2 separate regions of the Homo sapiens genome follow, and region 1 is linked to region 2. The links are chromatin loops, found by intact Hi-C in ENCODE. Cell type or tissue: CD14-positive monocyte. All regions are shown on one strand. Each heading gives the region's core, and the rest is flanking DNA. Links, peaks and the distances in the headings are about the cores only.

The links. Peaks named below come from ENCODE experiments on the same cell type or tissue, not always from the same donor. Only the 100,000 strongest peaks of a DNase experiment are listed, where the experiment ranks them.
Region 1: it touches region 2 in a loop (3-fold over the local background); 7 of 110 quality-filtered maps call a loop at or near these places.

What each region holds. Positions count from the first base shown.
Region 1 is chrX:53,315,265-53,320,621 of GRCh38, forward strand. IQSEC2 (IQ motif and Sec7 domain ArfGEF 2) reads right to left here. Exons shown (of 15, transcript NM_001111125.3): 1 at 5,153-5,357. Among named protein-coding and RNA genes, the nearest start is that of IQSEC2, 3.4 kb to the right of the region's middle. RefSeq lists silencers at 2,322-2,371, 2,382-2,481. In CD14-positive monocyte, for the core only: CTCF peaks have their summits at 2,373 (motif pointing right) and 2,577; a DNase peak (open chromatin) is centred at 2,407; H3K4me3 peaks cover 1,648 bases.
Region 2 is chrX:53,372,198-53,377,568 of GRCh38, forward strand. It overlaps SMC1A (structural maintenance of chromosomes 1A), which reads right to left. Exons shown (of 25, transcript NM_006306.4): 25 at 1,952-5,371. Among named protein-coding and RNA genes, the nearest start is that of MIR6857, 31 kb to the right of the region's middle. In CD14-positive monocyte, for the core only: a CTCF peak has its summit at 2,927 (motif pointing right); DNase peaks (open chromatin) are centred at 2,194 and 2,494; H3K4me3 peaks cover 844 bases; H3K27ac peaks cover 1,451 bases.

The DNA of each region.
Region 1 (5,357 bases), core at 358-5,357, 57 kb before region 2:
TTTGTAATCCCAGCTACTCGGGAAGCTGAGGCATGAGAATTGCTTGAGCCCAGGAGGTGGAGGTTGCAGTGAGTCAAGAGTGTGCCATTGCACTTCAGTCTGGGCAACAAGAGTGAAACTCATAAAACAAACAAACAAACGAACACACCCATCTGACAGGGGCTCTGTGCAAATGAGGTAAGAAGTAGTGCTCCAGGGTGGGTTAGAACACTGCGGACCCTGAAGCCCAACTCCCTGGGCTCCTCCAGCTCCTTCACAGTTCTGCCACTTATTCATTGAGTGATCCTGGGTATGCTATCCAACCTTTCTGGGCCTCAGTTTCCTCATCTGTAAAATGGAGTTAATAACAATATCTACACGAGAGGATTCATGTGGAGATTGAATGAATTAATACATGGAAAGCGCTTAGAACAAATAGTGCTTAGCACACAGTAAGAGCAGTGAAAAAATGTTAGCTATTATTACATAAAGTCACATAGCGTGGGGCCTGGCAGAAGGCTGAGACTCACTCGGTACACGTGTGGCCTCTTCCCCATGCTCCAGGCCTTTACTCTGCGCCCAGCAAATTCAGAGACCTTGGTAGGCAGGGGTGGGACAGATGAGGAAAGGGCAGGCAGCAAGTCTGGTCTGACGTCTTCCTCCCAGCTGCCACCTCCATGAAGGGACCACTCACATTCCTTCCATACCCCTCATCCCTCACCCACCGCCCAGGTACTCAAACAGCAGCCTGGCCTGGCCTGATCCCTCCTTCCTCTGAGAACTTCCACTCCTCACCATTCTTGCCACTCATTTTGTCCTGAGTGTTGCCTCTATGGCATGGCTAGGCCTGCAACCCTGTCTCCCTGGATGGAGGGGAGCAGGGGTTCTGCAAGCGCTAAGAGTGCAGTGTTTGCTCAGCCTCGTGGCCCCTCCTGCGCTGTGCACACAGCCAAGAAATGTTTGTAGATGATAACAACCCCATTCTTGCCCCAGATCTAGATAGAGAAGCAAGACTCTCATTCTCATTAAATTCAACATTACCATTTCCTCCCACACGAAGATAATGCTCACAACACAGTGGGAGGGAAGATAAATGGTTTTCCCTCCTGGGAAGGAGAGACACCCCCTGGGAAAAGTACCCAAGACCCCAAAGGAGAGACTTCCCTGAGCCTCTCCCTGGGCTCACTGTCTCACGTGCTGTCTCTCAGTGGCCTTAGCCCCTGCGGGGAGCATGCTGACATCCCACTGCAAGCAGACGACAGCATGTGGTAGACCATACACTGCCCTAGCTGTCAAGAATACCACGTTGGGCCGGGCGTGGTGGCTCAGCACTTTGGGACGCCAAGGAGGGAGGACCGCTTGAGCCCAGGAGTTTGAGACCAGTCTGGGCAACACAGAGAGACCCCGTCTCTGCTTAAAAGAATTGGGCGGATAGCAACTAGAAGGGCCAGCCTGGTGTTCCTTTTTTGCAATTATTGCTCACTGCAGCCTCAAACTCCTGAACTCACTTGAGTAAGCTATGTTCGCAACACTGCACTCCAGCCTGAGCAGCAGAGCAAGACCCCTGTCCCAAAAACAAACCAAAACCAAAAAAAAAAAAAAAAGAAAAAGAAAAAAAACACCACCAGGCCAGCCCCTCTAGTTGCTATCTCCAAGTGTAAGCCAGCTTGCAGGGTGGATGGGGGTGGGGGTAAAGGAAGGAGAGTTGCCACCATACCAGCTTCAGCCCACCACCGCCTACAGCAGAGCCGGAGCTGGGCCCATGCAAAGAGCGTGGGAAACGCAGCTCTTCAGCGTGGAGCAACTCAGCAGGGGCCCCTAGCACTCCTATATATCACTCTAGGTGGCAGGACTGCAAGGGGGCCAAGCCAAGATCAACAACAAAAGCAGAGCTATTCTCTAATCAACCAGGCTTGGGGGGGTATGTGGACAATTCCAGGTAAAAAGACCTGAGCATTAGTCAGGACCAACGACTAAAAAGCAAGCAAACAAAACCTTCGCGTACAGAGGACCCAGGACCAAAAGGAGACAGGGACGCATCTCACTCTATCTGCACTAGAAAGGCCACACCCTGAGCACAGCAGAAGGGATACTGGCATCCTGGAACCTGTCCAGAGGGGACGGTGCAGGAGGATATGGGAATCCTGGGTGGATGACATGGATGGGGGTGGACATGACAGCTGATGTCCAATGCAGTAGAGGGAAAGTTCACAGGATTGGGAGTCTGTCTTATGAGTAATGTAAGCTCTGGTGGGCTTCACTTCTCTGATCCCCCAGTTTCTTCTGCTGTAAAATGTGGATCGTGGTGACAGAAGCACGGGATCATTGGGAGGACTAAAGAAAGTCCCTAGGCACAGCGGGGCCCCCCCAACAAGCTGCAGCTCGGCCCAGGCACCACTCTCCCCTCTTCCTCCACCAGGGGGAGCCTGGGGACCAAGAGAGCCCAGCCTGTACCCGCTCTACCTAGCCTCCCCCAATGCTGCAGCCTCTGCTGCTAAACTCCCACCCTGCCTGCCCTCGCTTCCAGCGGCTTCTCACCCACTCCTTACAAACCCAGAACAGACCTAGCAGGGGAGTCGCTTGCAGCAGCAGCAGTGACAGCAATGGCTACTGCATCAACAGGCCCTCCTGATGCCAGGCCAGGAGGGAGAGTGGAAAGGAGGGAGACAGAGCCTTCTTCCCTGCCGCTGTCAACTCCCCACTCATCCCAGACTCATCTCCTCCTGCTCAAATCCTCTAGAGACCTAAGGCTCTCCTGGCCTCTCCTAGCTCAGTGCCAGGCCAGGTCCTGAGGCTAAGAGACTCCTGTGGGTTGGAGAGCTCTAGAGAAAAAAATACCAGGCCTTGGAGACAGGAAGACTTGGGTTCTAGTCCCAGCTCCATTAGCAACTAGTAGGGTAACCTTGAGTGAGGTCCCTTCATCTTGGAGCCTCAGTTTCCCCATCTCTAAAATGCAGTTGCCAACACTCACTGCAGAAGGCTTGTTGTGAAGTCAAAAAGAGGTAATAATGGGTGTGCAAATAGTTAATATATGGTCAGGAGAGAAACTTAAAGTACTACCTAAACCCCTTTATTAATCCAGTAGGAAATGCAAAGCAAGGAAACGCAACAAGCAACCTGGGGGGGTTCACAAAAAGAGGGAAGGACCAAGAGGTAGGCCTGCACGGATAGCAGAAACATGGAGCTCAGGAGCAAACAGGCAACCAGTCAGCCAAGAGATTCAGACCAATGTCTGCAGGGTGGAGAGCCAGAGTCATGGAATCCCATAACTGGGGACGACCCAGGTCATTTCACTGGGCTTTCTACCTGATTCAGGAATCATGCTTCCTCCAGTTCTCCCAGACTCCCACCCGAGCTCCGCTGAGAGCTCCAGGTCCATCCAGCTCCCACCTCCACCTCTCGAGGCAGTCCACTGCACCACCAGAATGCCAGGTTGGAAAGTTCTTCCTAATCTATCTCAAATGTTCCCACTGTTTCGGGTTCTGCTCACTGAAGCCACACATAATGAGTCCGCTCCCTCTGTCACAGGCCTGACCCCTCTAGAAAAGTCTTCTGCAGCCAGGCTCGACCATACCCCATGCAGTCTTCCTCTGCCCCCGGCCCACCATGACCCTCCCTGAATGGACCTTGGTCTACCTCTGTCCCTCTTCCAGTGTGGCGCCCCAAGGCACACAGTCGGTCCTCCCGGACTGAGCTCGCAGCAGCCCTGCCTGGGCAGGAAAGCCCATTTCCTTTGCCCCCAGACTCCTCAGGGGCAGTCCACACTAAAATTCAGCTTAGGGTGTGCTGCAGTGGAGCCCAGCCGAGCCCTCAAGCTACAGCTGCTGCTCCTGGGGCCCAGCCATCTCAACCCAGCACCCCAGCCTGCTGCCTCACCACGGGGGAGTTGCAGAGAGCTGTCTCCCGGCAGATTTCCTGAGGCAGAAGGTTTCCCCACCCCCAGCCCAGCCTCCAAGAGACACTCCACTGGTTGTGGCACATGGTAGGACCAGCTGAGCAGTGAGAGGAGGGGGAAGCCTGTCCATTCGCTACAGGACTTCAGACTTGCTCTGTAGTGTGGCTGGATTAAACATAGAACCATCAAATCTGAGCTGGAGGGGTACTTCAAGATCATCCAAGGCAGACCTTGCCATTTAAAAAGATACGGGGGAACTGATGGCCTAAGAGAGAAAGAGACTCAGTCAAGGTCACAAAGCCAATCTGCAGCAGAGCTGGAAGGGGAACTCAGGTCTCCCAACTCCCAGCTCAGTGTTCCTTCGAATACGGCAGAAAAGAAATAAGGGAGCCTTTAGGGCAGCCTTGGGAGTCTGCACGCCCTTGACTCTCTCAGCCTGATACATGTAACCCAATCAGCTCACCATGGTATCTACACAGAAAAAGTGGACCCAGCCCATGTCCCACCAACCCAAGAGATAGTGCCAAGGTGTCCCAAATAGACACACAGACCCCAGTGCAGGAACTGGAACCGATCCAGCAGAGGGGCAATCTAGACTTCCCTTCCCGGTAGGGCTCTTTAAATGGGTGTTGTTTTTCTTGAAGGGTGGAGAGGGGGTGGACTTTGAGGAACTAGCCAAGGGCTTGGCCTCCATCTTTGCTCCCCCATCTTTGCTCCCCCCGGCCAGAATGTGCTGCAGTTCCCTTCAGAGGGATGTCTCAGCCTCCAGCAGCCATTCTGGTCCCCACCTGCCTCTTTGGTAAGGGATGGAGCTGAGGCGGCCAGAGGAGAAAAGATCAGGCAAAAAGAAAAAGGAAAAAAAAAAAAAGGCGGGGGTGGGGGGCTTTCTCTCCCCTGGGGCTCTGAGTAGACACCCTCGCCGACCATAAAAATTCCAACCAGCATACCCAAAATAAATAAATAAATGAAAACCTATCTTCTGGCAAGGATGCAGCTAGGGGTTGAAGAAGTGGAGGCGGGGGAGGCGGCGATGACTGCTCTAGTCCCTCGCTGGCCGCGGTACCGGGAAAGAAGAGACGCCTGCACTCATCTGGCCAACCCAGCCTGGGGTGGCCAGGGAAGGGGTGTCGGCTGGATGAGGGGGACCTGGCTTCTCCTGGCGGGTTGGGACAGGAGAGGAAGACACGGAACCAGACACTGGCTTCTTACTCTATCAGCTGGACAAGTTGGAGAGGGATCTAGAGGGAAGAGCCGGGGGTACAAACACACATTCCTTACTTTCTCTGGAGGGTCGTGGCCGGGCTGGTGCTGGTACTGGTGCTGTGGCCTCCGCCGGCGCCGGGACTGGAGCTCCTGGATGCGCCACGGCTCAGCTGGCCCCGCTCCCGCGGTGGCCGCGGCCCCACGCCCACCGCCGCCGAATAGCCCGCTTCCTTCTCGCGGCCCGGGTGCGCCGGCCCGGCCTCCCGCCCGCCACGCTCGC
Region 2 (5,371 bases), core at 137-5,136:
CCTTTCCTCCTTATCTCCACCAGTTGGAATCCTCCCTTTTAAAAAGGCTCACCTCAAATTCCACCTCCTCCAAAAGTCTTCCTTGTCCCCTGGTAGAACTCTCTCTCCCCTTGGGGGTTCCTACGAGTCTTCATTTATGCCTCTGATTATGACAATTAAATGTACTTTTTTTTTTTTTTTTTTTTTGAGATGGAGCCTTGCTCTGTCGCCCAGGCTGGAGTGCAGTGGCGTGATCTTGGCTCACGGCAACCTCCGCCCCCTGGGCTCAAGCAAGTCTTCTGCCTCAGCCTCCCTAATAACTGGGATTACAGGCATGCGGTACCATGCCCGGCTAATTTTTGTATTTTTAGTAGAGACAGAGTTTCGCCATGTTGGCCAGGCTGGTCTCGAACTCTTGACCTCAGGTGATCCACCCGCCCTGGCCTCCCAAAGTGCTGGGATTATAGGGTGAGCCACTGCGCCTGGCAAATGTACTTTTTTCAAGTACTGTTTTTTTTTTTTTTTTTTTGAGATGGAGTCTTACTCTGTTGTCCAGGATGGAGTGCTGGGTTCAAGCAATTCTCCCACCTCAGCCTCCCGAGTAGCTAGGATTACAGGCGCACGCCACCACACCCGGCTAATTTTTGTTTGTTTTTTTGAGACGAAGTCTCACTCTTGTCCCCCAGGCTGGAGTGCAATGGCGCAATCTTGGTTCTCTGCAACCTCTGCCTCTCGGGTTCAAGCGGTTCTCCTGCCTCAGCCTCCCAAGTAGCTGGGATTACAGGCGCCTTCCACCACACCCAGCTAATTTTTGTATTTTTAGTAGAGATGGGGTTTCACCATGCTGTCCACGCTGGTCTCGAACTCCAGACGTCAGGTGATCCACCCACCTCAGCCTCCCAAAGTGCTGGGATTACAGGCGTGAGCCACCGCGCCTGGCCTAATTTTTGTATTTTTAGTAGAGATGGGGTTTCAGTACGTTGGCCAGACTGGTCTCAAACTCCTGACCTCAGGTGATCCTCCCGCCTTGGCCTCCCAAAATGTTGGGATTACAGGCGTGGGCCACCGCACCCAGCCTGAAGTACATTCTTTAGGTCAGTGTTTCATGCCCCCAACCTTCTTTCACCCCAGCTACCAGAGTGGTCCTCCTAAATACCAATCTGGCCCGGTTAGTCCCTTGCTTCAAACCTTTCTACAGCTTCCCATTGCTCAGAGTCAAAGCTAAGCTTGACTGCTTGGATTCCACCACTTCTCTCACTGCATGGGTGATGCCCCATTCCCCCTGAAATCCATGCACTTTCACCCTCTTGATTTAACTGTGCTTAGGCAGCTCCTCTGCTTGGAATGTTTTTTCCTCCCTTTCCAAGTGGTAAGCACTCATTCCTCTTTCAAGACTCAGTTCAAGTGTACCATCCTCTATAAAGGCTTTCCCACCCCAGGGAGAACCACCTAATACTTCCTATATGCTCACTTTGCCTCACCTAGACGTCCATTATATCATCTTCCACACTTAGTGTGCTTAACCACTTACTTATCTGAGTTCCCAATTAAGCCAAGAATTCCTGGAGGGCATGTATATCTAATTCCCAGAACCTAGCACAGGGCCTGACACATGACAGGAATTTAACATATGCCTGCTGAACAAATGGATGGAAAAATGATGCATGAGTGAATACAGGAAAGAGCAAATGAACTGGTAAATGCTTACATTAATGCATTAATGAATAAGTGAGTGAAGTTGTGAGTTAGTGCATATATAAGGTAATAAATAAATGAGTGGATGAATGAATGATAAAAATAAGTAAGTGAATGAAAGGTGCCCATGCCAGTGAGGCAGGAAAGGATGAGTGAATTCCCACCTCTGTGTCTTGCTTCAACCCCACCAGGAAGACCTCTTGCCCTGCTTTCCTGTTATCTAAACTGCACACCAGTGTTAACCTTTTAGATTCCAAGGAACAAAGACACACACAGGTTAGTGATGGGGATTTATTAAAGCATTCACAGGGAAATAAGGAAGACAAGAACAGCTACACAGGCAGCCTCATGGAAGAACAGAAACTTGAAAATGGTTCATGATCCAAAGCAGCTCTAGAGCCTGGCTTATCTTGTCACCCCCTCAGCTGCAGGCATCTGTTGCTCCCTTCTCTAGTGCTTCCCAAATTGGTGACTCAACTCCTTTCTGGCTGTATTTATACTCCTCCTACTGCTACTGACTAACTTCTTTCTGCCCCCCTCGATGCTAGCCCATGGCTTTTTCTGCCTCATGGGTCCTGCAGCTTCATGGCTCCCGGCGCTTCAGTTCCTATTAATCCATGGCTTTTCTGCATTGTAGCTCCTGCTGCCTCTTCCATTCCTGTTGCCATGTTGCCACATGGTTCTGGCTACCTTGTGGTTCTTGCAGTCTCATCGCTTCTACTGTCTCATGATCTTATCTATTCAAGCCTTCTGCTGCTTTGTGGATCTCATAGTCAGTTTTGTCTCACGGTTTCTGTTCCTCGTGGCTCCTATTGCTTCATGGCTTCTAGCCCATTGTTGCCTTGCTGCTTCATGGCTTCTGCCACCCTGTGGCTCCGTGATCTCATTATACAAATGTCTCATGACCTCTGCTTACTTATGGTTTCTGCAGCTTTCTCTTTGCTTTTGCTGTTTAGTTTCTGGCCACCCCTCATCCACCACCACTAATGCCTCATTAAATTCTAATTAACGTTCACTTCTTCTGAATAGCTCACATTCTGCCTCCCTGAAAGATCTGGTTGTTTCATACATTTGCCATTTGATACATGCCACCCCTGTAAGGTGAAGTCCTTATGCCAGTCCAGCTAACAGGCCACTGGCCAGCCTAGAGATTGGTTGCCCTTGAACCAGACACTATCCACATCTAGCTATCTGTGGCCAGGATTGTGAGGTCACATGGTACAGAGCATGGCAACTTATGCTAAGGAAACCCCTTAGAAGGGACTGCAAGCATGGCAGGTTTGCTAAGGGTTTCCAGAAGGGGGCAGTGTAATTGGCAACCATCTTGTTTGACCTGTCCAATACATTGACCTTCAAGGTTCAACCTAAGTCCCACCTTCTCCCTGACCACCTCTGCCTGTCCTGATCTACAATGGGATAGATCAAGATCAAGACTCCAGAGATGACATAGAAAGGAAACCTAGCTTCCATTTCTGGCTCCAACACTTCCTAGCAGTCGGACCTTAGGAAGTTAATTCCCCTCTGAGGACCTCAGAAGGGGTTTGGGCAGTCTTCCCTTACAAGTCTGACATTCTGGGTATCTCACTATAAGTTATTGTATAAGAGATGTGACTCTTACCTGGGAAAGCCCTCAAAAACATCTCTTGAGGTAGGAAAGAGGGAGTCAGAGTCCTGGCTTGGAAGAGCCTTACTGCACACTGGAGGTGCTTAGCCAAGATTTATTGAACTGGATGAATGAATCAATGGCTTGTGGAGGGGTGGGGAGTGGGGGGGCAGTGAGAGACCACACAGCACACAGAATGTCTAACTAACTTGAGGAATTCCAGTTGCTGAGGAGGATGTAAGCAGATTGTTTCAGAGATGGATAAGGAAAGAGATGACTGGGACAGGGTAGGAATCATGGCTATTCATGGGTACTCATTCTATCCTCTCAGTCACCCTCCACATCCAATAATCAGTCATTAAGTTATCATCTTACCTTAACAGTTCACACCTTAACACCTCCAATCTATTCCTACTGGCCTTTGCCCTAGTGCAGGCCTCCTGGTCTTTTTCCAGTCTCCTAGCTAATCTTGTCATCTCCATTCGCTCTCTCACAAATGGATTCACTCATGCATTCATTCATTCAAAAACTTTACTGGGTGCCTGTTTTGTGTCAGGCACTGTGCTTTTTTGCAGGGGCTATACTGGTAAGCAAAATATCCCCAGGCCCACCCTTGTGGTGCCTAAAGCTTATTCAGAGACAAAATAAGCAAATATAGTAGTGTAAGAAGCTGATTAACAGGGAAGCTACAGGCACGGGCACATACAGCATGAACATCTAACCTAATCTGTTTTCCATGCTGGTTGGCTAGCCAGCCAGAAACAGGTTAAGTTCACATCTGATCTGGAGTCCCCCTATTAAAAACCATTTCATGGCTCCCTCACTGCCTTCAAGCTATGGTTTCCAAATCTGGCTGTACCCTAGTCATGTGGTAACCTTTATAAGCATTCAAGATTCCAAATCTTCACCCCAGACTTAATGAATGTTTTAGGGGCCGGGGCCCAGAATGCCGTACCTGTTTGTGGTATACAGCCAGTTTGGGAACCACACTGTCCTACAAAACAAATCTGAATTCTGTAGCCATGCATTTACGACCCTCTTCCAATCTGGTTCCTCTCTACCTTTTCTTGCTGCTTTCCCCCCACCCCAGGAATCTTCATGCTTCAGTATTTGTTTTGCTGTTTCTTGCCTTCATGTCTTCATGCATACTGTTTCCAATATCTGGAAATTCCTTCTACTTCCTCAACTGGCTAATTCCTACCCGTCCCTCAAGACTCAGTTCAGGTATCACCACCTAGACTACAGGATGCCTTCTCTGAATCTTCACATAAGCTAGATGTTTTTCCTGTGCTCCTGTCAGTGTTGATCACACTGTATGGTTAATGGCTGTTTTACAAATGGTTTCCCCAACTAAACAGTGAGCTCCTCAAAGGCAGGATAAAGATTTGACTCATCTTTGTGTTCCTGGTGCACAACACTGTGATTTCCAGAGGGAAGTGCCCAGTTAAACTTAAGATACTGTTGTGGAGTACTCTTCAACTCCCTACAGCAAGGCTACTGCGTCCACAGTATAAGGGAGTCAAACTAGTTCCTCCAACAAGCCCTAGGGAATCTACTCGGATCCAGCTTGCTCTTGGAAACACTGTGGTGCCCAGCCTCCCGTGAGCATAGCCTTGACAACGGTTGCCCTGTGATGCCAGGAGGTGGTGGGGCACGACAGGAGAGAGCAGGGGGCAAGCACTAAATAGATCCGAGTGGAAGTCTAGGCTCTGCCACTAAACCAGTGGAATCTTGGACAAGTCACCTCACCTCCTGGATCCTCAGGACTTAAGTCCCCAAAGCTCCTTTGTAGCACATGTGTTCCTGTGTGCCAGGGCCTTAGCCTAAGGCATCTCATGTAATCCTTTTTATCCTGTGAGGTAGGGGTTAGTTATCTGGGTTATTATCCATGCTGGCTGAATCAGATTTCCAGAGGTGGGACCAGAGCAATTTATTTTTAAAGAGCTCCACATCCTTTGGATGTGGGGGTGCAAGCAGGGAACTGCTGCTTCTCATTATAAGCCCTTCTGTACTATTTTATTTTTTTACCTGTGTATATATTGCTTTACTTTTTAAAAAGGAAAAAGAAAAAGCTTTACAAACGATTCTGATGCG